Linked DNA regions of Homo sapiens: region 1 is linked to region 2. The links are chromatin loops, found by intact Hi-C in ENCODE. Cell type or tissue: GM12878. All regions are shown on one strand. Each heading gives the region's core, and the rest is flanking DNA. Links, peaks and the distances in the headings are about the cores only. Region 1 has its middle 42 kb from the start of ZC3H15. Region 2 overlaps FSIP2 (fibrous sheath interacting protein 2).

What was found. A loop is a pair of places that touch in the nucleus more often than their neighbours do. Peaks named below come from ENCODE experiments on the same cell type or tissue, not always from the same donor. Only the 100,000 strongest peaks of a DNase experiment are listed, where the experiment ranks them.
Region 1: it touches region 2 in a loop (2.3-fold over the local background); 1 of 110 quality-filtered maps calls a loop at or near these places.

Annotation. Positions count from the first base shown.
Region 1 is chr2:186,438,093-186,451,384 of GRCh38, reverse strand. No RefSeq gene overlaps it. Among named protein-coding and RNA genes, the nearest start is that of ZC3H15, 42 kb to the left of the region's middle. In GM12878, for the core only: no CTCF peak of the experiment used is centred there; no DNase peak of the experiment used is centred there.
Region 2 is chr2:185,782,102-185,795,393 of GRCh38, reverse strand. It overlaps FSIP2 (fibrous sheath interacting protein 2), which reads right to left. Exons shown (of 23, transcript NM_173651.4): 14 at 12,632-12,689; 15 at 9,106-9,142; 16 at 1-6,751. FSIP2-AS1 (FSIP2 antisense RNA 1) reads left to right here. Exons shown (of 3, transcript NR_144453.1): 2 at 6,451-6,628; 3 at 11,264-11,703. Among named protein-coding and RNA genes, the nearest start is that of FSIP2-AS1, 11 kb to the left of the region's middle. In GM12878, for the core only: no CTCF peak of the experiment used is centred there; a DNase peak (open chromatin) is centred at 4,802.

The DNA.
Region 1 (13,292 bases), core at 3,244-11,243, 650 kb before region 2:
TTTAACTCAGAAAATTTCTTGCAAGTGTCTGGCAAATACAGTTTTTAGGCTCTTAATTCTTGTGATAGAGGGAAGTATTTACTTAGAAAGGCAAGGATGACTTTGAATATCTTTGATGACATATTCATGACACCATCAATGTATATTTTAAAACATGCAATATGTATTATATTTATATGGCCCTTGGGATTATATATTATCCCATTGAGTATCAACACACATTATCTAGCAGAGCCCACATCATCCAAATTTGAACTATACACATTTAGGCAATAATAACTATGTCATGCAGCATAATGCAACTATATCTTAAATGTAAAAATATACTCACCATCTCCCCAAAAAGGAGACACAAAGCATTTCTTGTAGGTGCTAATTTCTCTTCTAGCTTACTCACAATGTCACCAGGATATTCTGTAAACTAAATGCTAAATTGAAACAATTCATTTTGTTAGATGTTAATCCTTAAAAAAGCCTACAAACCTTGCATATTGTCTTTCTAACCCAGTTTTCCATTCTCATTCCACACTGTGCTTTGCCTCTCACTGCTTCCTGCAGCCATGCAGGCTTTCCTTGACTTTATTGTGTTCCCCAAGCTGGCTCTACCCCAGACGTTGCACATGCTCTTTCTGATGTTCTAAGTGAATGTAACCTTTTTTTTTTTTTTTTTTTTTTTTTCGAGACAATCTCTCTTTGTCGCCCAGGCTGGAGTGCAGTAGTGCAATCTCAGCTCATTGCAACCTGTGCCTCCTGGGTCCAAGGAATTCTCGTCCTTCAGCCTCCCAAGTAGCTGGGACTACAGGCGTGTGCCACCATGCCAAGCTAATTTTTGTACTTTTAGTGGAGACAGGGTTTCGCCATGTTGGTCAGGCTGGTGTTAGACTCCTGGCCTCAAGTGATTTGCCTGCCTCAGCCTCTCAAAGTGCTGGGATTACAGGCTTGAGACACTGTGCCTGGCCCCATCTTCTTCTTCAATTAACTTTTACATCTTATCACAAGGACCATTTCCTCAGGAGGCTTCATCTGACCCTGTGATTAAGCCAAAGTCCCTTAATGTGTGTGTTTACATACATATATATGTATGCATACATATACATAAAGCATCTCTCTCTCTCTCAGCATATATATATATATATATATATATATATATATATAATTTCATAATGTTTCATTTTGTACTTCTTCATGATTGGTTGGTTGATTATTTTTCTTCTCATCATATGTACCTTGATAACATGATCATTTATATTTGTTATATTTTTGCTATTATACCCCCAGCACTGAGTATAGTGTATAGTGTCTAGTACATGTAAGAATCTCAATAAATTTGTTAAATGGATAAATGCAAAGGATATTTTATGAAAAGAATTATAAGGATTACTGACATTTGCATCATAAACTGTATGATGTTATTATTACATATTACCTTATCTTAGAATTATATTTTTCTCAAGACGTGCTTGTTAGTTGTGATTCTCAGTAATTCCAGAAAGGATACTTTTACCATTTTATCATCACTTAGTTGTAGTTTTTAAATTAATACTATTTTTGGGTTTAAATTATAAATCATTGATATTTTATTGTCATTTTATCAATGACTTACCAATTTTCAGTGGTTTACCTAATCCAATAGAATGCAGCAATGCATACGAGCATTAGCAAGAATTTTGATCCATAATATTGCAATAGTTAGACTTAAAAGCACAAATCGATTCTTGTGTAAAATGAATTATTTATAGCTCTCTTGCTGAAGAATGTACATAATGCTCCCAAAATTTGTTTGTAAATCAAATTTCAGATAAATTAGCTGTGGGTGATTGTCCCAGTTTAATTGGTTTCAGAATATTTGAGAACCATTTCATTTAGAGGGGTTTAAGTTGTGTCTTATTTATCTTTGTGTTCCCCAGATCTAATAGAAATCTGGGTGCTTACTAGCTGGATCATATTTCAAAGGCCAGTCCAAGTTTATGGATTGGTACATGTGGTGACTCTAATTTGGCTTAAGTAACACTCTAATTTTCTTCTGAGTCAGCAATCAAGAATACAAAGGTTATATACCACCAGTTGGATATACATGAATGAATAAGCTCCTCCATATTTCCATAGTTTCTCATGGAGATGTGCCCTTAGTCTATCACTATTAGGTTAATCAGGATATAACACATCATAACTTGAAAGAGACACACAGTATATGTTCAGTGAATTCAAACTTTTTATTCCTTATTCTATAATCAGAATGAATTTTCCATACTTTTACTAGTAAACATATGTAATACTGTACATACAATGAGTACATGTAATAGTGTGCATGTATACATTAATACTATATGTAACAGTTTAGTGTTTATGATTTTAAAGAAGGCATTTCTTATGGATACTAGTCATTAATAAATACTCTTCATTGGGGAAATAAAGTGCATACTTTATTGTTTGTGTGTGTGTGTGTGTGTGTGTGTGTGTGTGTGTGTGTTTTTGCGACAGCATCTTGCTCTGTTGCCAAGGCTCGAGTGCAGTGGCATAACCCTGGCTCACTGCAACCTCCACCTCCTGGGTTCAAGCGATTGTCCTGCCACAGCCTCCTGAGTAGCTGGGACTACAGGCTGGCCTGTAGCCAGGCCATGCCTAGCTAACTTTTATATTTTTAGTAGAGACGGTGTTTTGCCATGTCGGCCAGGCTGGTCTCGAACTCCTGATCTCAAGTGATCAGCCTGTCTTGCCTCCCAAAGTGCTGGGATTACAGGCTTGAGCCACCATGCCTGGCTTTTTTGGTTTTAAGTACATGTCGTTTTGATTAACTGAAATTATACTTTTGATTACATCTTAGTTGATTGAAATTTGATGTGATTGTAAAGTTGTAAATGTTTATACTTTCCTTAAAACTCACAGAAGATATAGTTTGTATGACTGAATAGATTTGGGCATTTTTAATGTAATTTAAATAATTAGATAAAGGGCACATCTGGAACATAAGGATCTACCATAACTTGAGGATGGTACTGGATTGAAAATACAATATTGGTGGGAAAATTTGATAAACCTTAACACAATTTTCTTCGCCAACATAATGCCATGTGAGTCAAATAAATTTTTTTGTTTTCGATTGTTTTTACGTTTATTTTGAATATTCTATATTGCTTATTTCATGGTATATAAAGAAATTGAGCAAGATATTACAAGGTTTATTTTCCCCTTTGGATTAAACTTTAAAGCATAATACTTAAAGTAATAGAAAACTGACATTTGTAGCTGTCTTTTGTGCCCCTGTGTATGTGGTCTGGTCTAGACATGGAGGTCAATATTCTCAGCAACCTTTGATAAACTCTTCATTTTCAAAAATACCCTCTGAAGAAGGTACCAGAGTAGTCTTTACACATAGCCATCTGTTTTGAGCCTCTATAATGTAGAAAATATAGGAAAATATTTTTGCAATTTTGGGGTCAAATATTTCTTACACAAGGCACAGAAAGCACAAACCATAAAAGGATAAGATGATAAGTTAGACTTCATAAAAGTTGAAAACTTATGCTCATCAAAGAAACACCATTAAGAAAATAAGTAGGCATTTATATTCTTGAGAAAACATATACCATACATAGATTTTAAAAAGGATTTTATCAGAATATTTAAATAATTTCTAAAACTCAGTAATAGCTTTTGTGTTTAAACCTATGGTCTTTTTCAAATTATGTTTGAGTATTGTGAGAGATGTATTTGAAGTTGTTTTTTCCCCTCATATGGATATCCAGTTGTTTCAATACCTTTTGTTGAAATGACTTTCCTTTTGGTGTCTTTGTAAAAAGTGACTATATAATTGTGTGTCTATTTCTGGACTCTTAATTCTATTCCACTGACCTATTTGTCTATCCTTATGCAACATTACTGTGTCTTGGATACTATAACTTTTAGAATAAGTTTTGACATCAGGTAATGTGAATACTCCAATTTTGTTCTTATTTTTCAAGATAATTTTGGCTATTTTGAGTTCTTTGTATTTTCATATAGATTTTACAAAGTGTTTTGTCAGTTTGCACAAAAAGGAAACTGCTGTGCTCTGCTGGGGCTCCACATCTTTGTGCAATGATTTGGAAGGTGCCTCCAGATTGAACCACTGGTGATTGTGGGACTCACCTTATGGTGTACCCTTATGTCACAGGTTATAGTTCTCTGATACCTGTTGTCAAACATCTCACTTTGATGCTTCATATATTTTGTAAAGTTTTATAGTTGTTTCAAGCTGGATAGTTAATACAGTGCCAGTTATTCAGTCATAGTTGGAAACAGAAATTATACATAGAATTTTACACCCAGAATTCTATACAAAATGTAGGAGAATATTATATAGGAAATATGACTTGTTCTTATGTTTTTCTTCAACAGTTCAGAAATGTAGATTGGAACTATGATAATATAATACTATGTAAACAGAAAGTGCTATTTAACACAGAAGTTTAAAAACATCAAGTGAATTTTTGGTTGAATAAATGGATATTGTTTTGCCTGATCAGAATTTTATTTTTTGTTTATTGACCACTTAGGTTGTCATTTGAACAATTTCTCTTTAATTTTCTTAATTAATTAAAGGTGGACAATTAACTCTTTTGGGAAACTTTAGAAATGAGTGTGGCATTTTGATGAAAAGTCTGTTTTAAATCTGCTTTACGTAAATGCTCTTTTTTTGTGTTTGTGTGTCTTTAGTACCAATTGCAACAGGCCATTATTCAATGGGTCCAACAGTTTGAGAATGTAGTGGATGGCCCAGCTGGATTTCAGTGTGTACTATACCTGTGTAATTATGGGGAAAATATCTCTCACTTGAGACAGAAATTTAATTCCATTATTTGAAGCCATGAGATTAGATATTTCCTATGCATCAGTTAAAATCGTCTAATTTCTAAAAAAAGTATGTAGAGTATGCAAGGATTTGCCTTTACTTAAGTATTTATGACTTTATTTTCTTTGTTTTTGTAGAGACAGGGTCTTGCTCTGTTGCTCAGGCTGGAGTGGAGTGGCGTGATCATAGCTCACCACAGCCTCCAACTCCTGGGTACAAGGGATACTCCCAGCCTCCCAAGTAGCTAGAACTACAAGTGTGTGCCACCATGCCCAGCTAATTTAAAAATATTTTTGTAGAGATGAGGTCTTGCTATGTTGCCCAGGCAGGTTTGGAACTCCTGGCATCAAGCAATCCTCCCACCTCAGCCTCCTAAAGTGCTGGGATTATACCTTTGAGCCATCACGCCCAGCCTATGACCTTATTTTTATCAATACACAATATATTTAAAGGTCTTAGACACACACACAAATTTACAAAAACACGCAAAGAATTATGAAGAACTGTCAAATGTTAAGTTTATTAAAGTGTGGCAAGTCAGTTGATTTGGCTTGAAGTATGATCAAAAGTGTTTTTTGATAGTTTCTGAAGAAATCATAATATTGTCAACTTAGGGAAATAAAGAAACTTAAATATATTAGAATAACTAAACATAAACTACAATTGTTTATTGAGTTACTAAATAATCCAGAACTTCTATGGGCCACAAAAGTATTATTCTGACATTCTAATGGTTATTTTATTCTTTGTTTAGTTTTGGCAGCTAACTATGGATCCACCTACATGTCAGTGTTAAGGCATTGACTCTTTCCCTCCCTGACCTAACTCCCATACAGAGTTACGCAATATTGAAAATCTTTTTCTCATTGCGATCATATACAATTTTGTGCTCCTTTACAGCCAATGGTTCCAGCAAGGGAATGGGAAATATGAGAGCACGAAGATAATGGGTTTAGGAGAAAATTTGAAAGTAAAATAAATAGGTCCTTGTGGCCAAATTAAATAGGACCTCGTGAATTTTAAATTCCCTCAATTTAATGTTGAGGAAATGAATAAAAAAAAGAAGAGAAGAGATAGTACATTCTAACTTTCACCTATTTGTTTATTCATTTACTTAACAAACATTGATTGAGTTTGTACTATGTCTCATTTAGCATGTCAAAGCTCTGGGAATAAAAGATGACTGAAACAGGATTCTTTTCCCTAGGAAGGTCACAGTCTGATAGAGGAGGTAAAAACACATCCAGTCAACTATAACACAATGTGATATATTAAGCTTTTACTCTGCCACCATTATATTTAATGTACTGAGGGAAGACAAATGAGTGAACAACTAATTATATTGGGGAAAGTATTTGGGAAGACTCTAGAGAAGATGTAACAATTGTCTTTAATATTAAAAAATGATCTTTCTAAGGAGAGATATGTGGCAAAGATGGTTCAGGTAAAGAATGGAGGGAGCAATGTAAAAGGTGTGAAGTGCAAGGCATAGTTGGAAAAAGGGAAATCATTTGGTATAAACAAATTTAAAGAATATGTTGAAGGAGTCATGGAGGATGAAACTGAAAAGCTAAATTGTGACCAGGTTGCAATAATGTAAAAATGTTTGAATTTTACCTTGTAAGTTACTGACAATCATGAGAGATTTCTAAAAGGGGAGTAACAGGAACAGAGTTATACTTTCATTAATAACTTTAGGGGTAGGATAGGTTAGGGATGATTAATAGTATAGGCAAGATAGTGGAGCAAGAAATGATGGGGAAATGGGTAAGGCATAGGATAGATTTAAAATACAATTTGAAAGTAGTTACCTATTGCTGCAAAAATAATGACCTCTAAATGGCTTAAAATGACAAGAAATCTTTATGTTCTCACACCCTTCCTATGAGGCAGGAATTCAGGAGCAGCTTAGCTGGTTGGTCCTGGCTTCAGTTTCTTCATGTGGTTGCTGTTACATGTCAGCCAAGCTGCAGTCATTTAACAGCTTGACTAGGGCTAGAGGATTCTCTTTTAAGATGGCTCAATCATATAGCAGAAAAGTTGGTGCTGGAAATTGGCAAGAGGCTTAGGTTCTTTGCTCCAAGGACCTCTCCATAGGGCTATTGGAGTTTCCCCCAAATGCATGATGAGCAGCTTCTCTCAAAGTGAGTAATGCAGGAGAAAGAAGGCTTTCGTGACTTGGCCTCGGACATCGCACTCTGTGATTTCTGCAATATTCTATTGGTATCACAATTCAGTTCTACCTAGTGTAGGGAAAAACACAGGGGTGTGAATTCCAGTGCTGAGGTTCACTGGGAGCAGTCGTGGGGCTTGGCTCCCACAACTTTATCCTGAACATGTCAATCTGTCTCTTTGTGTGAGTCAGTTCTATAGTTTTTTCATAAAGGCAGGAATTGCTACTCACAATAGCAACTACTCTTATTGCACTGGTCTATTCATGAATGCATAATAAATGCTTCTGTAATTTCTAGCAAGTGAGAAAGGTGCGGTGAATTTAGCTATTGTCCAGACTTCAGGCAGCAGGGAGAATGGGATTGGCCGCTGTCATTGTCACAAAGCTTGTTAGCCCTAGACAACAGAGTAAGTGGGAGAGAGATTCATTTTAAGCAACATCCAAGTAACAAGAGTATCTATAGGGGAAAATACATGCTACTTTGATCTTTTGCTGAGATATCTTTCCCTTCTGTCTCTGGGCTAGGAACCTAGATTGGTGCAAAGGTCAGTTTCTTATGGCAAAGGACAGGATGAAGGTGTCATTCTAGGCTTTTAGAATGTGTATGTGTTTATGCATGCGCTTGAAGTATTTTAAACACTCTTCTTATGTGTTTTAAGTATTTAAAATCCAGGAAACAAGTGATATAGTGCTCACTCTTTACTCTTGCTCTCCTAACATGCATATTTTATCTATTTAAAGCTATTTGGAGATCATTTTCCACTCCTGCATTTAAGAGTTGTATGTATATATATATGTACTTTCTCTTTCCATGCCCTTAAATTCTCATTTAGGAATACCTCTTGGACACTCAGTCATTCTTACAGAGAAAATAGTGAGACAGAGTTTTAAAAATATTTATTTTCAAATGTGAAATAGAACCTATTATATGAGTCCATTTTCACACTGTTATGAAGAAATACCTGAGACTGGGTAATTTACAAAGAAAAGAGTTTTAATTGACTCACAGTTCTGCATGGCTGGAGAGGCCTCAGGAAACTTAGAATCATGGTGGAAGGCACCTCTTCACAGGGTAGCAGGAGAGAAAATGAGTGCCTACTGAAGGGGAGAGCCCTTTATAAAACCTTCAGATCTCGTGAGAACTCACTCACTATCACGAGAACAGCACTGGGGGAAATCTGCCCCCATTAATCAATTATGTCCTACCAGGTCCCTCCCACAACACATAGGGATTATGGGATTGCAATTCAAGAGAAGATTTGGGTTGGGACACAAAGCCAAACCATATCACATGTTCTAGAGACATCTCTTAACGGTTACACAAAAACCTAACTGAATAATTGAGGTCATGCCATCCTGCAATAAAAATGTTAATAGGCTTTTAAACACATTGAAATGTGCATTGTCCAGATGCTTTCAGGCATAATTGCAATGACATTGGGATCTTATTCTGAGTTGGCAATGTGCTGCAATTATTTTTTTAAGTCAGCAGCATTTAATTGATTTGAAGATTATTCCTGTGTTTGATATTTGGATGAGATTGACAAATACCCATTTTTCTAGAATAACGTTTTAATGCAAATTTTTTATGACAGAGTGTCTGTGATGCCAAATGTTGCTCTTATTTTCCACAAGAGAGCATAATTATGATTTTACATCACTAAAATTATTTCACATTTTTGATTAAAGTTGGCTTGCTTTCTGTCAATGCAGTTGAAAAATGAAGTTTATTGATATATTGTAAAAGTATTTCACTGGTTAGTGTTTCCACACAGAAATTATCAAATAAAACAATGCCAGTGAAGACTGTTTTGGGCAATAAAGTTTAGAATATATGTATGTACCTTTTTCAAACAACGTGAATGTCATCATGAAAATTACAACAGTTTATTAAGGATAGCTTTTTAAAGTGATGTTGTAGAAAGAGACTGGATAAGACACAAAAACGATGAGAAAAACACTTTCAGTCCTAAATTCATTATTTGTTAGTGTGGTTTTTAAGTAAGTCATTTTACATCTTTACTTTCAGTTCTATCCTGTGTGTCTTGAGATTAATAAATGTACTTTATAATCATTGTGAGGATTAAATGAGCTAATATATGAAATAATTTTAGTATACAGCCTAGAAATATTAGCATGTGATAAATATTTATTTCTGTTTCTAAATTTTCTTCATTCTTGCCTTCTAGTTGAAAAGTATATTAGATAATGGGTAAATCTAAGAAAACATGTTGCAACAAGAAAAAAATTTTGTGTAATTGTGTGTGCTCAGTTATTTCAGCTGAGGAACTAATTTTGCCAGTAGATGTAATTTGCTTAGGACTAAACAAAAGTTTATCCTGTGAGCTATTTTGAACAATTTTATTATAAGAATTATTTATTTTATGGAAGAATCTTATATAAAATATTTAAAGTAGGATCCACATGGCGGCCAACAAGATTATAATGATAATATTAATAATAAATCTGAATTCCTTTATATGAGACGAGATTGGCAATTGTCTTCAGCTCCCAACATTTCCTATTGTCTTAGTGGCCACCTTTTCTCCTTTGTATTACCTTAATGGTTCATGTAAATATTTGTTGTTTGTGATTTCAAGCATCAGAATAAGCTTCCATCCTAAGGATTTATCTTTGGCAAGATAATTTCCTTTTCCTAAGTGGAAATTGCCTGCTAGAGAGTCAGCAATAGTAACACAAATTCATATACCTGTCTTCATCTACTATTTTCAAAAGCCCAAAGAAACAGTAACAACAACAAAAACAATACCTGATTATACCAAAACAGAAAAGAGCAAAACAAATCAACTTTGACCTAAATAGAGAAAAATAATCCTCCCTCTTTTTTAGCTTCAGAATGATAGCATGCTTCCTAAAGCCCTACCATAAATAGCATTATTTTCAACATGGCCAATTTTCTAATATACCAATACTCATATAAAACAGGGATCTTAGAAATCAGCAGTTTCAGTTCCAGGTCTTCTGAAAGCTCATATAATTCTTCTGAATTTTTACCGACAGCTTTGGGGATTGTACTTTTGATGGTAGGGCCAGCTTTTCTTACAAATTTTTCCTTTCCTTTAATTTGAAAATAATATTTACTACAAATGCTTTGGTTTCTTATTATAATTGCCATCATACAGTTAATGAAAACTAAATTTTATTATTATAACACCTAACTATGAACCTCAAATTCAGACTGTCTTGGTTTGTTTTTTTGCAAAAGTGGTGTAAGTTCCCCAACAATCTGATCATTGAATTTATACTTACTCTTTACCCAAAGTTAAACATATCTTAATTGGACAGTGTCCTAATAAAATAGTGTTAGGTATTATATCCAGTCTCTCAATGCTCATCAGGATTTATTCTCATGCTTATTTTACTATACTTGCTTTTCTATTTTTTTTTTTGCCTTTTTAATCTTCTCATGTTTGCCTTCAAATGAGTAAGAAGATGGAGTGTGGGTGATAAAATGAGAGGAGTCCAGGTGTTTCATTAATATGAAGGACATTCCACTACTTAAAAAAAAAAGTTTGTGATTTGAGATCAAATGGGGAAGATAAAGTTGAAAAGTGCTGACATGTTATCAAATCATCAGCATTATGAAACAGCAGGTACCAGAGCCGTTCTAGATATTCATTTATGTTGACACTTTTAGGACACAAGGGAGAGAGTGTGGCTGTCAGTTATCTCATTTTGTTACTTTTGTAAAAGATCTGCTGATTCTTTGGGTATAGCTCTGGTGTCATTTCAAGTTTTTCCTGGCTCTAAGCATCACGTCATCGCCCTGGCATCCTGTGCCTATCTCTAACTGTACTATTTCCTTTCTTCTCAATTTATGTGACTTTTTTCAAGATACTTCAGTATTTTATCTCATTAAGCAGCAACAACATTCACATTCATGTATAAACAGGAAATAATTTTGTTCCTTCATTTCATCAAAAGCCATGTGTTGAAGATTCCTTTATTTTCTTTTTATAATACTCCATTATGTGTATATACCATATTTTGTTTACCCATTCATCTATAAATGAACACTTGGGTTTACTTGTGTTTCTTTTCTTTTTTTTAATTATACTTCAAGTTTTGGGGTACATGTGCACAACATGCAGGTTTGTTACATATGTATACATGTGCCATGTTGGTGTGCTGCACCCATTAACTCGTCATTTAACATTAGGTATATCTCCTAATGCTATCCCTCCCCGCTTCCCCCACCCCAGATTCCTTTATTTTCTAATGCAGGCACTGGGGTATAAAACCTAATAAAATATGGTACATAGACTGAGGAGAGTGGCCATTTCTTCTGCTGTCCTCTGTCTCCAAAGAAATGGAGGAAGTAAAAACTGAAAAATAACAGACTGATCAGCGCCACTGGCCAGGTCTGTCGGTTAAAGATTAACCCCCACCCTAACCACTTGTGCTATCTATAGATCACAGACAATGGTATGGAGAAATACTTGCCTTGCTCACCACCCCCACCTAGTCATGCACCCCATGCTTGCTCAATCTATCACGACCCTGTCACGTGGACCCCTTAGAGCTGTAAGCCCTTAAAAGGGCCAGGAACTCTTTCTTCGGGGAGCTTGGTTCTTGAGATGCAAGTCTGCTGATGCTCCTGTCTGAATAAAGCCTCTTCCTTCTTTAACCCATTGTCTGAGGGGTTTTGCCTGCAGCTTGTCCTGCTACAAGACAATTCAATGTGCAAGGTAAAAAGTGCTGATAATGACGAGTAAAGTGATACAGGTTACAGAAGATGGGCATTCATATCACTTAGGGCAGTGGTGGTTCTCAATCTTGGTCGCACATTGTAATCACCTGGGGAGGTGCTAAAATCTCTATCTCCAGGCGCTACCCAATACCAGTTAAATCTGAATCTCAGAGGGTGGGGCTCAGGACCCAATATTATTTTTAAAGCTTTCTAAGTGATTCCAATGTGAGACCAAGTTTGAGAACCACCAGTCTGGATATTGAAATATGAATTCCCAGGAGAGTTGAGTCTTGAGGTTTTCTTTTTAGAAGTATGAAGAAGCAGAGAATGTCATAATAGGAAGAAAGGGTATCTTTTTAAAGAGTCAAAAGACTAAAAAACAACATGACAAATTTAGGCAACTCACAAGTTATTCAGTATGGTAAAAGGAAAGACAGTGAATAGAATGTGTAAGGTTTGAGGGAAGGGTAGGCAAAAAACTAATCTTCAAGGACTTTGACCTATTTATTTCCAATATAAATGATTGTCATAGCAACAAGGTGGGCACAGGAAAAAGGAAGTGAGTTTAGTGTAGTGAGAAAGGAATAGAAAAAGAGACATGGAACAGTAGAAGTGGCTGGCTGTGAGGAAGAAATGTAAAACCAAAGTGGATAGGCTAGCACCCCATGGAAGGAGCCAGAAGATGAAATGATCAAAGGAAGAAGGATGGGTTGGGGAATGGGGTAAGACAATTTTTGATTGAGGTAGGTCAGGTTTGATATTCAGTATTAAAACTAGACTTAGAATGAGTGTTTCATTTTGTGAATCTCATGGTGTGGATTGGGGGGGCTGGAAAATAGGGTAGAAGGAACTAGATAAGAAGGTGCATATCCTCTGTTACCTGACTGGAGGGATCTGCGCTCAGTTTTCAGGCATGGAGAATCACCTGGGCTGAGGAGTAGATAGTGAGGTTGCTACTTATTGCTTACTTTAATACTCAGGGATTGAAATCCATGTTTCCATATCTCTTCATGCTCTCTACTCTGCATTTCCCCCACATCTCCTGTACATCAGTCTGAATATGGAGAGGAACCATACACCTATTTCTAAATCCAATTTGCTATTGGAGAAGAAACTCCTACACATGATTGCTTAAACAAGACTTTCTGTGATTCATGGCATGGACACAGCTGAGCATATAGAGAATAGGCTATCATTATTCAAACATGGAGGCATATGGAGATTGATAGTGGTAGATTCTCACTGACCCATTGACTTCTTTTATAGGATTACATAACGAGAACTATGGTTTGCATTTGGAAAGGGCATCTCTCTTACATGGGATATAGTTTGTAGCCATGCAAAAGAGACTATCAATTATTCATAGAAGGTTGTTGATCACACCCTCAGGCTGACTTGCATGAATGAATGGGCTGATTTAACTGATTAACCATAGACAAGTACTGGTAAATACACCAGCAGTCTGTCACCTAGGCTGGAGTACAGTGACATGATCTTGGCTCACTGCAACCTCTGTGTCAGGTTCTAACTGATGTCTGAGGGGAGTCAGCGGGGCAAATGGAGGTAGCTGGAAAACC
Region 2 (13,292 bases), core at 1,748-9,747:
CCTTCACAATTGTTTCTAGGATGTTAATTATTATATCCTTGGCATATATTTTTAGTTCTGAAGTGGGCAATTTTGTGTCCAGTAAATTTTTGGCATCTCCAGCTGACATGATGTGTGACAACCCAATGGCAGTCTTGGATCTGCTGTCTTTTAGGGTCTTCTCTCCAGGACCTAACTTGGTTTTGCTTTTGGCCTTAGCAGCACTCAGTCCTAAGTGTGTTTTTTTTGTAAATTTAGGCAAAGTGGTAATTTTTGATCTTGTTTTTAAATGTGCTTTAAAGCATGGCTTAGGGTTGTCCTTAGGGCTCACCTTTAAAGGAAGTGAGACAAAATTTGTGATCTTATTGAGAACCATTTGAATTAAGTCTTTCTTCACTTGCAATGGTAAATATGGCAAAAGAGTGTTTTCCATCACAGAGATATTTTGACTGTCGACATAAGAATAAGCCTGTGATATCGCATATCTAGGGGAATTACTTATTTTTCCTGCTTGTTTAGTTTCTCTAAACCTTAATGGTTTCATTAGTAAGGAATCATTGTGGTCAGATATTTCAACTTCTGTCCTACTTTTATTATTTTCATATAATGATGTCACAACTACCAAGTACATTTTCCCCAAAACACTTTCAACTATGTCATTTGCTACACTGTTAATATGTGATTGAAAACTGTTTTTCTGTGTTGTGTCTGATGTTTTAATCTTAGAATTAGATATAAAGTTGGCAGTTTCATTAAGTGGAGGCAAATGGCCTGTGACTTCCCTTACTCTTTGATACAACTTATTCAAAAGTTCTTCCACTGCAATGAGCAGTTCACCTTTTTCTTTGTTTTTTGATTCTCCATTTCTCATAAATATTTCTTCCAAAACAATTATCTGCCTTTTGTTTTCCAATATCATTTGGTTTTGCTCTAATGGATACTTTGTAAATAGAGATTGTTTGGTACTTCTTTCCTTCTCTTTGTGACCCAGCAATATTTCATTTGATAAAGCTAATTGTGAAAAGTTAGAATTTTCTTTTGAATTAAAACAAATTTCCTTTACAGATCTTTTATCATCTAACATCTTTAACATACTGTCAACAATTTCACTCACAATGATGTTTTCTTGGAACAAAATATTGTTTTGATATGGATATATCTTTTGAATTTCTAAGTCTAAGTCATTTTTAATAAGCTTCAAAATGGCACTGGCAATGACGTCAGCATATGTCTTAAGCCTAGCTTGCGATAGGTGAATTGTGGATCCAAGTTTTTCTCTGCGACCAACAAAAGTGAAATCTGTAAGCTCTTGGCTGAGAATGGTTTCAGTTGCTGATATTTTCAGGACATTTACATCTGATTCCACTTGGCTTGAATCATAAAAGATGCTGTCATTTTGTTTACAATTTTCCAATTCTGGGATAACAAATGACTTTTCTTTACTTTGGAAAGCAAGGGTAATTAATGAATCTATTCTTTCTGTGGCAAAAGATTCCAAACGTTTAAAAATAGTTTTAGTAATGAAGTTAGCATTTTCCTCACATGAGTCAGTAGCAGATTTCTGAGTGTCTTCTTTCTCTACTACAGTTATCTGATTATCATCAGCATAAGCTGATTTCTGATTTCTTGAATATGAAAAACGCTCTGTTTTTCTTTCAGTTTTTGACCCCTTAAGAGGCTGTTGACAGTCTATTTTTGGAAACGTATCACAAAATGTCAGGGGCAATCTTGCAGAAGTAGGATTCTTTGCATTTATGACAAGCGTGGCAGCAGAACTGAGATTATGAAGAACAATATTCACTATATCATTGGATATCAAAATGACATCTGATTTAGGAACTGAAAGCTTAGGAATAATCTTATTTGCACCCTCCATGAACATTTCAGAATTTTCTTCTGAATGTTTATCAGCTATGCTACATTTCAGAGTGGGTGTGGCAAATGAGAGATTATTCTGAAACAGGGTTTTTTCATAAATATCACATAGGATACCTTCAATGGTATCTTGTATTTGAAGTTGAAGTACTTTTCGATATTTGGTCTCATTGAGCAGCTTTTCAATAACACCTTTTTGCTGATCTAAATCGATCTCTTTGTCAGAACTGTTTTTGTCACATTTGCCTTTACGTGATATAATGTCTAACAATGCGTTAACAATTTGACTTGCAATACTTTCAGAAATCCCAATGTCATGAGTTAAAAAAGGATTTTCCCTTTCTTTATCTAATTCCTGTTTGATTCCTTGTAAATTTCTTCTAGCCACTTGTAGTGCATAAGTATTTAATTTAGACAAAGACAGTTGGCACAAGTTGGTCTTTCCTGACTTGGTATGATCTACTGAGCAACAGGAAAATTGCTCATCAGAATATGAATCTTTGGCTGATAATGCTTTGCTCAATGTACTGTGATCTTGCTGAATAGGTAAAGCCACTGGAACTGTAAAGTTGACTTGAGAATAAAAGAGAGATTTTACTTTGGAAGTAGCAAAAGTTTCTAAATTTGTTAATATTGCCTGTACAATATCTTCAGCTAGATTTACCTTTGTCTCCTTGTCAGCAACGCTGAATCTAGACTGAAAAGTACATGGATTTTCATCCAAAGCCGTGACAGAGGACTTTCCTTTATAGGTGTGTTCATGAGAAGAAACATTTGCTGAAAAAGTGATAGTTTTATACCTATTTTCCCTTACATTTCTTTCTGTCATGGCAGCTGAATAAAGTTTGTGAAATACAGTCCTAACAATATTATCTGTTACTATGGTTATATCTGCTTCCGAAAGTAAAGGATCCATCATTTTATCCATAAATTGAACAGATGTTTGGGGAGTTGGCTCATCAACATTGTGAGGCATGCCATTAAAATTAGAGTGGGAGAGAGAAAGGACATTTAATTGATTGATTAAAGTACTTTGAAAAATTTCATTCAAAATATTTCTTATAATGGGAGCAATTGGAGATATATGTGGTTCTTTGAGTTTTACTTCAATTTTGTTTAAGGTTTTTTCGAGAGCCCATTGTTTAAGAGAACGTGTTTTCACTTCTTCTCTTTGTGGGGATCTCTCATCAATAATTTTTTTCGCTGTATATGCATCATCTTCTAGAAATGAATCTGATTCAGCTCCTCCAGGAAGACTTCCATATGTTGGCCTGTATCGATAAGTTTCAATGCCTCCCCCTTCAGATTCCATTTCATTAAACATATCGGAAGATACTGCATCTAAAATTAACTTGACTACATACTTAAGTATTTGAGTCTCAGGTGGTGGGTTTTCTACACTTGTCTTCAAATCTGATGAGGTCACATTTAATTCTGTTTGAATAACCTTCAAAATAGCACTTGATACCTTCTTTGCATGCATATATAAAGCAGACAGAAATGATGCTTCATGTGTGTCTCTGGAAATATTGGTGCTTTCATATTCCCAGCCTATCTTATTGCTTTTCTTATTTCCATCATTAATAGCACCCAAAATTTCTAAATGTCCGTTGGCAAACCCTTCCAGTTTAGCAAAAACCATATTAAGAATATCTGAAGCTACAGCTTTTAGTTTATTTGGATGCATTTCTTTTGTGCTTGGTGTTTTGGAAGACACAGGAGCAACAGGTTTTGCCTTGCTTTTAGTCTCTTCTTTATTGTCCTCCTGAACCCTTCTGGAAACTATGCTGGAGATTATTTTGGTGGATTTGGCCATTTTCTCAATAATTGAAGCAAATGATGGGTTGTCAATGTCAAGAGACTCTGAGATAGCTTTTAATCCACAACTTGCAAAACTGGTATCCATGTCAACACCACATAATTTTGCAAGGATATAATCCAAAATTGCTTTAGAAATTAACTGAATATTAGACTGCAATGCAGCAGCCATTTTCTGATTCTTATTGGTCATCTCTCTGCTTTGTTGACTACAAGATAGCTGAGAATGAAGATGGGTCCCCAGGAGCTTGCTTAACATTTCATGTAGTGTTTCCCCAATTCTTTCTAACACTTGCAATTTTGCATTCTCTTTAATATGGTTTCCACCATTGACACTGTGGTGAGTACAAGGAGTAGCCAAATATTTGTGAAAAGATTTTTTATCTTGCCTATTTGGCAAAATGCTTTGTACATCAACACTGTCAGTTGCAGACTTTGGCTTACGAGAAGAGAGTGAAATGCTTCTTTGATGTGCATTTTCACTTGATAACAACATATCATAAATACAGGTTAATAATGGACTCGCCAAAATGTCATCATCAATACTCGTGACAAGAGATTCTAATTTTTTATCAGTATTAGCAAAAAATCCTTTATCTGTAAGGGATTTGGTATGGTCAATCTCCCTAAGATTTAGGTTTTCCTTGTGAAGTTCCAGTTCATTCTGGATAGCACATAAAACAATGTTTACTATTTTAGCTGTGTACTTACTAAGTTGAGATCGTAATGAAGATTTGAAGCCCATATGCAATTTTGGACAAATAAATGACTTCAGTCTTTTAAAAATTGTACGAATGATCTTATCATTAATGTCATCTACAGGTTTAGGTTCACTTTTTCCAGATTTTAACCAGGGAGGCTTTTCAGGATCAACGTCAAATAAAGATAAATATTTCATTTTCTTTTCACTGTCAAACCATGTTTTTAATGGGTATTTATTTGGTGCTTCTTTGACTATGTGTTCAGTGTCAGAATTATGTAAGGAAATCTGATGAACTGATGATGAAATGGAACTTTTAGTGGTATTGGAAATGTAGTTTGATGCCTTATGAAGTATGTTTAACACAGAATCTGTTATTTCTTGAGCCACTGTACTGATTTCTGAAACAGAAAACATCTGGTCTATCCATTCTTGATGTGACAGTCCTTGAGGCTTTTCTGAAACAAGAACTGAAGCTTCACTGCCAGTTTTGCTGTCTAAGTGACCAAAAGGAACGGAAGATATGTCCTTGAGCATTTCCTTTAAAATACTTGTGACTATGTTTTCTGAAGCCTTTTCTATTTGATGCTTTTGATCTTGGCTGAAAGTTGAAATGTCTTTATTCGAAGAAAGTTTTTTCTTTAAAATATCTTCATGATTAGTAGATGGTGGCTCAGTCTTTAATTCCCAATCATGAAATGCAGCTTTGCTTCTAGAACCAGGCTTTGTAGGTGGTTTGATATTTCTTTTGCATTCAAAACAAGTGTTTCCCTTTGTAAACCAATGATTAGGAATCTGTTCTTGTGATTTTACTTTTTCATCTTTGAAAGTTGAATCAAGCACATTTTTTACAATATTGTCTATTTCCTCATTTTCATCATCAGAATAAAGAACCATGCCTGGAACATTTATAGGTGGAAATGGTCTTCCAGACCTAGGACTATTTGATAATCTAGTGCCAGTGAGTCTGTACTTTTCTTTGGTGTCAGAAGGACTACTTATTCTAGGTTGCCTACTTTTTTGAAAACTTTCATTTACTGGTTCCTGATGGAGCTGAAAAAGGATGTCCTCAAGTAGCTGAAGGAGTACTACGGTTTCTTCAGATGCAATAATTCTCTCATTATTTAGTTCAGTTTGTATATAACCTAGTATAGCATTGATTGCTTCCTCTATATAAGCAACCAAAGAAGACTGGGAAAAAATATTTGATATTAAATTTTGTACTTCTTCATTGACAATTAAACTAGCTTCATCAGATTCAAGACTAGATTTATTTTTGCCAGCTCTTTGAAGGAACATACATATTGGGTCTGTCTTATGTTGCTGGCAGGAAAGCTTATTTGTGTCTTTAAGATGAAGAAATTCATTTTGCTTAAAAGAAACAAGAGTCATTAGCTTTTCTAAAATGGCATGCACCATGTCCTCTGCAATATCACACATTGGGTCCAAAGTATGAGGCATTGAATTTTTCAAAGGTTTTCCATTAGATGATGTGAGAAGTTCATCACTGGCTGCTAAACTTGGTTTAATGTCGACTGACAAATCTTGTGAAAACATCTCAACACATTTTTTCTCAACTGCAGACTCTAACTTCTCAAGCATATTTTCCACAATCTCAGAAGCAACTGAGGGAATATGAGCATTGGAAAGCAAGATTTCTTTTTCACGTTCACATTGTTCAACAAAAACTTCAGCAGTAACAGAAGAGAGAGAGGGAATGGCCTGGGTTAAATCAGACATTATTTCTCGCAAAATGCTTTCTAAAATCACTTCAGTTTCCCCTTTCAAGTAACATTTAAAGTTAACAAAAACATTTTTTAAATTCTTCATTTCATCCATGGCTTTTGCTGTTTTATCACAATGCAATGAACTCCCTAAGCTATCTGTTTCAGTGGTAGCATCCTTAGATTTTTTTGTGCCTGTTTCAAATGATGCTAAAAGGTGACTATCTGATTTACAACTTCTGAGCTTAGGGTATGAATATAGCAAGTTGGTTTTATTATATTTATGTTTAGAGATTATAGATTGTCCTTTTATGTGACATGTTTTCCCCACAACTGTTTTTTCCACATGTGCAGGAGGAGGTTTTATAGGTGTGGTTGGTCTCCTTACTGACGTGTCAACTACAAATGCACAGGGTTCTGCCTGAAATGTTTTAGTTGTTGCAGATGTGTAGCTTCTATATGTAAAGTCTTCACTGCACGTGCTACAGAAACTTGAACTATCTGAAGAGAGGATGGAGTCATCAGATACTGGGTATGTATTATTTTGCAATCTTTTTTCATACTTTGTGATGGCTGGGTACAATATACTGGTCACTGTAGCCACAACCCAGGTCATTACATTCTGAATTATAATATTCAGTTCTTCAGAAGTTACCTGGAAAGGAGGTAAGCAGAGATGAAAATAAAGTCATGTAACAACTTACTCTATGTTTTGGAGACAGAAGGTAACATTTAATTTTTATATCAATGTATTGGTGGAATACCATTATGGTTTATGAAAGAAAATAGTAAAGAAATATCAGTTTAGAAATTTAGAATTTAAGATGAATTTCTAGTTAGTTTATTCTGCACTACAGTGAAGTGTTTTTTTGTGTAAGATTTATTTTATTCACAGTCTCTCAGAAGTTTCTTTTTCCCCTGGCATTTATTATCAGTATAAATGATTTTTTTTTTGTTAAAAATATCACTAAATTGCTGTCTAGGCACACAACATGCAAATATTTTGGAAAGAAAATATGTGATGTTTATGATCCAGCTAATTTTTAAAGATACATTAAATATTTCTAACAAAACATTTCTCAAGACAGATCCAGTCAAAATATTTGGATGCTTTCAGAAACATCTGCCTAGCTGAGATGTGGGGAAGGAACATAAAGCATTTTCTCTCCCAGTCCCTGCTGAAAGGGTGAGCCTGTGGTCTATATATATAGGAATGACTAAAGTTAATTGTTAAGAATTATTTGATAGGCAAAAATAAAAGCTAATGCTTTATATAGATTGACGGGCTTTGTATCCAATAAAAGCGATAATACAAATAAATACAAATAATACAAATAAAATAAAAATAAAATAAAATAATACAAATAAATACAAATTGTCCTAGATAGGAAAGCTGAGAACAGATACTAAAGTAAGGTAACAAATTAAAATTTAGATAGAAAATAAAAGCCAAGCTAGATTTGGGAATCAAAGAGTAGGGAGGGCTGAGCAAGGTTAAGAAAGTTAGACTATTAATTTGTTTGAGCTGGAGCCAAGAACCAGATTTGAATAACCATTTCCTTAGTGACTAATGTTGCTGTCATAGATTTGAACTGGACCATGGGTAGAAATAAATGCATCTGTAGAATTCTATAAACCTCTATTTAGCAACTGCAAATATATTTTGTGCTTACAAAACTCATCTTACATATAATAAAGTAGTACTCTATTTTTAAGTTGTTAAAATTCTTAAAACATAGAGCTTGTAAACACAAGTAATTGGCAGAAAAGCTTAGAAGGCTGATATGTAGGTCTCAGTGTAAATATGATTCCTGTAACTAGGCTGCTAACACCCAAAATATTGCCTAAATTAGTCTGAAATTATCCATATTTCAGAGAAACATTCAAAGAAAAGTTAACATATATGTAGCACACTCTCTTCTGACTCACTTGAAAGCATTTGAGGAGCACCCCAGGAAAGGCCATTTTATTCAGCTGTAATCCCCAAATACACAAACATATTTTTAACTTATTGTATAAGCAATGGGTTAGTGGCATTAAACACATATTTTGAGATGACAATCTTATGTTGTAAAATACATGTCTTAAATAAATACAGTCTAAATCAAATACTTAAGAATCATACCTAAATGTTTATAGGAAGATAATTATTCTAAATCAACTACAACACATATAAATTATAAACTAAGACATTCAAAATATGTCATTTTTCTTATTACTGGAGATGATAAACAAAAACCTACATTATTACTCTTAGGTTAGTTACGGCGAAGAGATTCCAACCTCAATATATAAAAGAGGGATATATTTCTAACGTTTTCTTTGTAGTGAAATATGATAGATAGAATCCTAGTTTTTAATTGCTTTCTATTACAACATTAAGCTGAAAAAAATTCCCTTGGGTCAAAGCTTTTGTATTTGCTGCATATTCTATGAATTGAGCAAGTTTCCATGTTAAATAGCGTCTCAGAGCATGTGTTGTTCCTCAAATGCTTTCTCTTTCCTGACTTTTCGGTCTAGATCCAGAGTTAGGCCTCATAAAAATACACGATCTTATCTTTGCCTGTTCCAAGTCTCAGCTCATAGGTGACCAGGTCCCTTTTCACAAAACTACTGAAGACAGATCCAAGCATCTCAACTCACCTACTACTGAGTTCACCAGCAAGATCTGAAAGGCCTTATTGATTAATGGCTTCCCATGATATAATAGGCTTGTGGTATTTGATTCTCTTCCTATGATGGTTATAGATCCGTTAATATCTCACCATTCTATACCCATGAGACCTCGTCTTGAAGGGTCAATATTATCTTTTGATAACAATTTTGGACCACAGAAAAGTATAAGAATTAACTGAAAGTAGACTTCAATGAAGAAAAAGGGGCAAAAAGGAAGCCTAACAAATATCAATGGATGATTCCTATTACTTAGTTAACAAAATGTTTTCTATTATGATGCATCAGAAAGTATGACTAATATGTTGCTTTCTCGGTGGATTTTATGATACATACTTTTTCTTGCAAGCAATTTTGCAGCAAGTTCTGTTGCCTGTAAAGAAAGGTTGATCATTTAGTTATTACATAGAGTCAAAAATTTATAAAACTTTTCCCAAAATTTCTAATTATTGAAATCATTTTGTTGTATCTAAGATTTTTTCTCTAGAAATTCAAAATGAAGAATACACTGTTTTTTCCAACCCCCCTATTTCACTTCCTCCTTAGACTGGCCTCTAGTTTCGGAAATGTGCTTTATTACCCAGGGGTACAGAATTATAGCTGCTGCATAAACAGTGTATCTTTCTGATCCTTATACTTCCAACACACCTTAGCCATGCCTACATTGTGTTTCTCTGAAAATGGATATAGGATTTGCAGGAAGTGGGCAGATGAGTCCCTTCTGACTGCTAAAAGCCCTGATGGAGTAGCAAGGCATCTGACCAGGACTTTCTGATAATCCTTTATTTACTCGTTCAAATGCCATAGTTCCACTGTCCTCTCCCCATATTCCACAGTAGGAAGAAAATATGTGAATGCTTATTCAGTAACTATGGGTTAAAATCATAAGTTTCTAGCTATATTTAATACCAATTTAGATGCATTCCTTTTATGTGTATGACAATATTCTATCATGTGTTGTTAGATTTACCGTCACACACTAATGAAATAAAAACACAGTTTTCTAAATTGCAAAAAAGAATAGCTCAATCATAAAAATAATAGAAAAATAAATATTAAAATCTAAAACTGAAGTCTGATTTATTTTTGTATATTTTTGCTGATTTGTACTGCTGCTTTTCTTCTTTCTACTTTCTTAAGAAAATTGGCACTCCTTTCTAGGCCTGCACTCTACATGATCAAATTTACATTTCCCCCTAGGGATATAATTCAATTTTGAGAAATAGCCAGACTGAAAACTATATCCTGTATTTTGGCAGAAAAGAAAAGAAACTTCACTGGGTTCAGTTCATAAAATGGGCTTCATGACAATAGTCTACCCTTAGATTTGTACCTTTTGGCAGTATTCAACTAGGAGCATGAAAGCTGATGTCAGTGACATGTTCTCTATCATTTGTCCTAATTTGTTTTTCTAAGATCTGGTTTCTTAGGTCAACTCAAGTTTCCACAGGTTTTCCTCTTAGATATTCTGCAACCTAATGCATTCAGATTCACTTTTCTGTTTTCTTCATGTTATATCATTGGCACAAAACATAACTAACTCAAGGAGTTCTATGTATTCATTGGTAGCAGTTCCCAATAGACTTTTTGCTCCAAAAGCATACAAACAGCACGAAAGTGCAAAGGCCTACAGGTAAAATTAGTCAGGAAACTGAAAAAGCTTCATTGATGACTATTAGAAAACAATTTTATTAACCAGATAAAGCATGGCATCAGCAGAAATGGCAGGGTAAGTATCTTGAGAAATTCATTCCTCCAAAAAAGTAAGAAGTAAACTGGCGAAAGAAAAATGATGAGAATTATAGTTTCTGGGGCTCTAATTAATTAAAGGCTTGCAACATTCCAGAGAGCACTTATTTAGGAAAAACAGTGAATCTAGGTAATAGCAGTGGGTTTTGGTGTTTTAACTTGTCTTATTTTCATCCACTTTCTCCAGCTTCATAATATCCTTGAAAAATAATACCCTGAAATCATAGCAACATAGTTTTATCTTGGTATCTGCCTAAAAACTAGCATTATAGTTTGAACATAGTAGGTTCTCAATAAATGTTTGATAAATAAATTCCTATTTAAAGTCTTTCGGATCTGTGACTACTTCTCTCTAATCCCAAATGAAGCCTTTGCAGGCCACTAATAGCTTTTGGGAGCTGGTTCTGAGTTTCTTTCTTTCAATTTTTCCTATATATTGGTGTCAAAGTTATTCATTGTGTATGCTAATTTGACCATTACACCCCCACTAAAAACCATCAGACTATTACCCAATAAATAAACTACAAGTTTTAACCACAGTCTTCAGGGTAGTAGATTTATTGCCTTCTTCACTGTTACTCCTTATACCTTCCCTGTAATACAAAGTTACTTATCACCTGAGTGCAACCCTTAATTGCTGCAACTTTACTCCCACTGCTGTCATATTTACTTTATTTTCATTCCCTTGGTACTGAATTTTCCTCTCAATTTTATAAATCTTTTGTAACATTAAACAAATGATCAGGAACAAGAAGACTAAGCAATAAGTGAGAAAAGAAATGATGGAATAGATGTGAGGCTTCCACAGCAAACTCCTGTAAAACCTGCAGTTAAACCTGAGCAAGAGGAATGTGACATATGTGTCTTTGCTCTTTATTTGGATCTGTGTGTATGCTCTTGGAGCAGTGGCGAAGAAGCTCCAGGTAAGGTATAGAGTTCTTTATTTTTCATCAAGCTAAGATTTTTAATGAAACAATATCCAAAATGCTTGCTATGAAAGATTCAAGTGATTTTTGTAGTTCTACATTCTTGGGTAGGAGAAGATAAAAAATGCAGTTATTACAACTATATTATGAGCCTCTTCTAACCTTTTCTTTAAAGAGGTAGGTATTTATATTTCTAATAAATAAAAACGTTTGTATCAAATAAGTAAAATAAACAATGTTATTTTACATATGGTCTACACACGGTCATCAAGTTTTATTGCTTTGAACTAGACAAGCCAGTTTCCTTCCTTCTGCATCTTTTACAGTGTTATGTATCATATGAATACTCAATAAGTCAAACAAACTGATATTTATCAGTCTTAAAGTAAAAATTATTATTTCAGGAAGCCTTGTCTGAACATGTCAATATCATTTGCCATCATGCACCACTTATTTTACTCAATCATCTTCATAGGAATTTGGGGTTTGTAAAGTCTATCCTAGACTTCATTTGGCTTGTTCATTTTTAAAAAAGATGATGGCATTGGGTGTAAAATAATACAAAGCTCACTGCCATTACTTAGATTCATGTTTTCCTCTCTTTCTTTTCTTGAGTTGAGAAAAACAGATATAAACATCAACAAAATAGGTGGTCACTAAGGTTTGAAGAATGAAAAGTCCCTGGGCTTAACAACTATCTCTTCTAAGTGCCATAATTTCCACTACTAGAGATTATTATTTTTTATTAAACTGCAAAATAGCCTTTGGGGTGGGGGAATAACCGATTAAGTCATTTATACTATAAACTATTTTACCAGCCTTAGACAGCCAATAATCTCAAAAAACATAAGAAATGGTAGCTGTTTCAAAGAAGAGAAAAGCAAAGAAATAAAGCCAGATCATGAGAAGCTACCGGAAGAAGGCTATGATGCGGATACACTTGAAAGTGGCATGGAGACCCTGACTATAGCTGGATTATAGATAAGGAGAAGGAGAAAGGAAAGGACAATGATTCACTTTGTCTACAATTTAAGCTTAGTGCTGAAAGTCTGCAAAAGACTAAGTTTCACTAAATCCAAGTAGAACTATAAAAATGGAGGATTCCATGGAATCATTTGCTTATGAGCAGCACTCTTATGTAATCATTAAAATTAGTTATGATTATATATAATTCCTTAGGTACTTACATATTTGTGTAAACAGGAGAAGAAAATATACCCGGGTCTGTAGCATGAGCCTGAGGTCCTATTTATCAGAAAAATAAAATTACATAGTTTGTATCCATCCTCAGCAACTTGCTAAATGGTAATCCTCCAGTAGGTATTTATTTTCTGTTATCACTGCCTCGTTTACAGGCTTTCAGGGACTCTCCACAGTGAAGTCCAAAGTCCTTAGCAAGGACCTGTACTGTAAGATCTGATGTCCTTATCTACCTCTCCAGTGTCTTCTCTGACTAGTCTTTCATACTTATGCTATGGTCCAGAGACAGAATATTTTGCACTTCCCTAAATATATCATGTTTCTCATGCTTCTCTGGACTGTGGTTTTGCAATTTCTTTTGTCTAGAACACCCTGTGCTGTATTTTAACTTCTCATATTTTAGGTCTCGTTCAGCTTATGTTAACTCTTGAAAGCCTTCCTTGATACGTACCTGAATAAATACCCTTCCCAGTGCTCTCAAAGCACTCTAAACATGTCTATATTATAAAACTCATCATGCTACACAGTAATTATGTTTACTCTTGTGTACACCTGATTATGACTTCCCACATATATCCTCAGTACTTAACATGTTTTGGTGTGGATCAATTTTAGAGAGAAAGGAACTGACATTGCCTGTAATCCCAG